Regions from separate parts of the Homo sapiens genome. Here region 1 is linked to region 2. A link is a loop called in an ENCODE intact Hi-C map of the cell type or tissue named here. Cell type or tissue: natural killer cell. All regions are shown on one strand.

What was found. Hi-C counts contacts between places; a loop is a spot of excess contacts. Peaks named below come from ENCODE experiments on the same cell type or tissue, not always from the same donor. Only the 100,000 strongest peaks of a DNase experiment are listed, where the experiment ranks them.
Region 1: a loop joins it to region 2, with 2.0 times the contacts of the local background. A loop is called at or near these places in 3 of 110 quality-filtered maps.

Annotation. Positions count from the first base shown.
Region 1 is chr2:8,309,344-8,311,843 of GRCh38, reverse strand. All of the region lies in intron 2 of LINC00299 (long intergenic non-protein coding RNA 299), which reads left to right. Among named protein-coding and RNA genes, the nearest start is that of LINC00299, 18 kb to the left of the region's middle. RefSeq lists an enhancer at 2,268-2,407. In natural killer cell, no CTCF peak of the experiment used is centred here; a DNase peak (open chromatin) is centred at 1,083; H3K27ac peaks cover 2,500 bases.
Region 2 is chr2:8,424,742-8,427,241 of GRCh38, reverse strand. No RefSeq gene overlaps it. Among named protein-coding and RNA genes, the nearest start is that of LINC00299, 98 kb to the right of the region's middle. In natural killer cell, no CTCF peak of the experiment used is centred here; a DNase peak (open chromatin) is centred at 1,501; H3K27ac peaks cover 2,500 bases.

The DNA.
Region 1 (2,500 bases), 120 kb after region 2:
ATTAAATTTTAAAAATTTACAACAAAACGGTAGCAAAAACAAAGGTGATAAATACTCAGATTCATCACTTCCTAATGATTTTGCTATGATCTATTTTCCTGAAGGTATTCTATGCCCCTCCTGTCTGTAGGGTGACATACTATATCACGGTGGCCACTGCCTGTCTCTTCCCAACTCTGCGTTCAGTGAAGTCACGTTGGTCTCCATTGGTAACTTAAAATTTGCTATTCTTAGGTGGGAGTGTTTACAACAAGGAAATTGGCAAACATTGAAAATCAAGTTTTATTTTTTTCAACTGAGCACACCTCTGGATAAGCCACTGCATTCTAGAGATAGAGCACATGGAGGAACCCCATTTATCCTTCCAGGATCCATCCCAGAAGCCTCCTCTAGCCTCAGCCAATAGCCTCTCTGCCCTCCGGAGCCTCCTAACCTGTCCTGCACTTCCCTCTCAACACTGTGGCTGGTGTCAGCCTTTCCTTTCCTTCTGCAGAGTTCTTGATGGCAGGAACTGTGCCTCATTCATCTCTAGAATAGAGGTAGCGTGGATTTGGGGCTCCTTATGCCTCTTTGAAATGAGTGGGCAAGTGACCGAGGGAGTGAGATGGCTTTGCTTTTCGACCTTTGTCTCTGTTCTGCCTTTTTGGGAGCCCTCTCTCACTTACTGGCTAGGACACTTAGATCATGATAAACCCTGAGCTGCTTTCGGCCTCTGAAGCAGCCTGGTGGCTGATGTGATGTTTTACATAAATGTCTGTACAGTTTGATGCCAAAATGTCTACTGAGAAACTACTTCAAAGGGGCTACTTTTGAAAGAAACTACTTTGAAAACGACCTGATAGTTAGCTGGGCCAAGGAAAATGTACCCACTAGCAAGGACCAATACTTCAAACGCATTCTGAAGGACAATTTAAAAGGAGCATCACGTGCCTGGATCACCTTGGGGGAAGTTGTCTTTGAAACTGATCTAAATCAAGGGCAATAGGGCACAAGGACATCAGATTTGTTTGAAGAAAACAGCATCCTGTTAGTCTTGGAAAATAATTGCACAAAGCCACCAGAGTGCCACTTCCTCCCCTCCTCCCACACACCCTCCCGCCACACCAGCCTCTGTGCATCAGGGACCTTTCCAGGCCCGTTTCTGCCTTGGGTGTCACTTTGGTTAACCATTTGAGGGCAAATACTCGGAACGTTGATAAGAGGGTTAGTTAGAAAGACACCCCACTTCTCCTGTTTACTTGTGGGTCACCCTCCTTCTCTGGGGCCCACTCCCCCAGGCTTGTCTTGGTAATTTTTTAGACCCCAGAGGTCAAGAGATCTGAGCTCAAGGATAGGTCACCCCCTCCCATGAGAGCCACGCTTTTGCCGCCATCTGTAAAGTTAAGCTGCTCAGTCCACTTGCCTGTGTCTCGGAGCTGCCGAGAAGTTGGAGGAGTAAATTATGGGAAGCCACCAGGGTGCTGAGCTGGGGTGCTAGTCATTCTCCACGCCGCTTCTAGTTTAAGTCCCCTTGTATTTTAAAGGAGGAACCCTAGTCCCAGCCACAGTGGGCAGCTTGACCAGGCCACACACAGCCACTTTACTGCAGGACTCAGGAGTGGGATCCCGTGCCCTTCTGCTCTAAACTACATCTGCCTTTCTCAGCAACTCTTAGTTGTTAGCCCTGTGTCAGATAAGTAATCTAACAACCAGAAATGATTGCCACCCATTTCGCTATAAATTTCTATCCAGGGAATGCAGACATACCCAGCCACCCCCACCCCATTGCCACCACACGCTCTCTGCCACTTGGTTTCAGATGGAGTAAAAGTCCCCCTCTTTTAACATAGCCATGTTAACCAGGTGACTGTTCTCTCCCTGTCAGCATTTAATATACAGCACTATAAAATCAGAATGCATATGCCCCCCTTTCTATAACTATATGTTAATATATAAATAATATTAACAATTGTGATAGCAACAACATATATAGCACTGACTATGTGCCAGGGCTTATTCAAAGTGACTTGCATATATTACCTCTTGTAATCCTGACAATTCTGTTAGGTAGATACTATGATTATCCCATTTTCATGTGAGGAAACTGAGATACAGAGAGGTTAAGTAATCTGCCCAAGGTCTCATAGCTAGTAATTGACAGAGCCAGAATTGAACACAAGCAGTCCAGTTTCAAAATCTATGTATATGTGGACACATATGCTTTACAGTGTGAAATACTCAAGACCCCTTGTGTTCTGGGTGTTAGGGTGAAAGAAAGGATTGTCAGGGCTCTGATGTGCTAACTTCAGACTCTATCCCACTGTACTGTCATAGGCCTGACCTCAGACGTGGTAAGTTGTCCCAGGAGGCTGGAACAAGACAGAGCAGATCAGGCACAGACATCCTGCCCTGGCCCTGGCCGGGGCTTCAGTCCCCTGCCGGGCCTCCCCACCTCCTAGGTTCCTGCTGCAGCTTCTTCCTTCACACTCTGGCCGTCTCTGCAGCTGTGTCAATGTCCTGT
Region 2 (2,500 bases):
GCAACTCCTTTGAAAAGGGGGAAAAAAAAACCAGTCCCCTGGTGTTGTTTTAAATATGTTCTATTTGTGCAAAAACACAACTAGGAGTCAACCTCTGTGTGTAGTCCTATACGTCTACAAAACTAGAGAGTTTTTCTAATGAAGTATGCACCAAACCCAAACCCACTGCCGCTGGAGTTTACGATGATGCTTTGTTGACCCGGCTGTGTCCTGGTGCTGGTGGCCAGGCCAGGCCCGGTGAAACCAGCCTCGTAATCTGCCCTGTCTCTGGAGACTCACTTCTCCCACCAGAGTCCTCCATGTGAACTTCTGTGAAGCTTTCATTCACACTGTGCTTTGCGAGGCCATCTGACCTTTTGCTTGGCTCAACTTCACTCTTTGTGTATCAAGTCGCCTCTATTCTTTTCTCCTAGCCTGCATCCATTAAAGCAGAATTCCACGGTGCCAACACCCCCATAAGCACAGACGCAAACACAGGCACTAAGACGGAGGTTTGTGAGGAAGTGAACTAGGCGGTGCAAGATAGGCATAGAGCAGCGTTTCCTCTAAGATGCTTATCACGAGGAAAATAGTCAACTTTTAACTTTCCAAGGAAGAGCTGCAGATTTGAGAATACTTCCTGGGATCTGAGTTTGAGAAACACCAATCTAGTGACTCTATCTCACATTCTCTGAGTCGATTCCCGTTTCCAACACTCTGCTTCCTTGTCCATGTGCTTGCTATGTGACACGTCTCAGAGGGTTTCGAGAACTGCAGCCCAGACCTGGGTTCTGAGCACCCATCTCGAGTCACCTGTGCTGTGCCTTGGCCTGCGTTCTTCCCTTCATGTGAGTGCTTCTATCCACGTGGGGCTACTGAAATTGCCTCATTCTTCAGGAGGACCATCTCAGATTTGACTTCTTCCATGGAGTCCTCCTAACTGTCCTCGTTCTTCTTTATCCTGGTAATGGCCTCGAATGGCTTCTTGGGGCCCGTCCATCTCAGTCACTGTGTTAACCTCCCCCCCCGGGGACTTGCTCGGAATCCCCTGCACCCCACTGTGCCTGGCAGAGTGTTCTCAACACACTGGTTGCTCCGCACATCTTTGGCGTTAAGTTGGATTTGGGAGACTCTCCTGCATCATGGATGCACCATGGAGCCTGTGAATGCTGTTGTGGGACAGGTGTTGGGGTGGCGGGACAGGTGTTGGGGTGGCGGGACAGGTGTTGGTGTGGCAGGACAGGTGTTGGTGTTGTGGGACAGGTGTTGGGGTGGCGGGACAGGTGTTGGGGTGGCGGGACAGGTGTTGGGGTGGCGGGACAGGTGTTGGGGTGGTGGGACAGGTGTTGGGGTCCTGCCATCATGTCCCTAGGCAGAGTTGCAGAAGGCTTTGCAAGACTGACGTGGTGACGAACACCCAGGACAATTCTTGAATGGAGGTAGATTCTGGCATAAGCTCTGTGTGTGTGTGTGTGTGCGCGCGCACGCGCGCGCGTACATGCGCATGTGTGGGAGAATATGTGGGAGTTTGTTTGTTTGTGACTGTGTGTGTGTTTAACCACATCCTGGAGGTCAGTGTCCCTGCAAGTCAAAGTGAGAATAACAGTGAGATTTCTTTCCCACAGGGAGGTGCCCACACCCAGTTACCCTCATACTCCTTTTCCATCCTGTCTCCTTCCTCCTAAGGGTCAACGGAGAATAAAAGGGGTGGTAGAAGCTCTCCAGAATCTCCTCTTCCTGGCAGTGTCATTTACAATGAATTGTGTGAAATGATTTACTGGGTGAACTATTTTAGGACACCGTCCTTTGATGTAGGATGCCCTAATCACACCCTCAGGGCGCTAAGTGCCTCTCACTCTCAAGTGGTGTGATTATATCTCATGCCATTCACAACCCTCCAGGGTTTTATTTTATTTTATTTTCATACTGGTATGAAGAAATCAATTATTCAAGGCAATTGCTTTGATCCTAACGAGCTTCAGGTTTGTGGTGGAAAACCTTAGCTGTGCAGTTCTCTGTGGGCTCCGCCCCTCCCAGCGTGGATGCAGCCCTTCCTGGGCCACCACGGCCACTGCGCTGTTGTGTGCAGCAGTGTCGAGGCTCCCTTGTGAACGCAGAGCCTTCTGCGGGCTGCAGTGTAATTCCCACAGGCGGCCCATTCGTGTGAGAAGGTTGCTGTGGCCTCAGCTAAGTGGACACTCGAACTCATCTGCACCTCCTTGGAAAGGCCGGGCAGATGGACTTGCTCCCAGCCTTTGAAAGCCATTCTCATGGAGTGCTTCCTACCATAACACTCACACTGGTGGGGAGGAAGGAAGTGGAGGGTCACTTGGGATCTGTATAAATTAACATTTATGTCATATTAATGAGGTGCTAATTGCTCTTGCAGTCTTTTTAATGCAAATTAATCCAGTCCTGTTTGCATTGTCTTGTTCCCAGCCTAATACCTTCTAGCTTCTCTATTGTCGTCAAAGTAATTATCATTGCTCCCATGAACAAGGAACATGTTTTGCATCTGCTC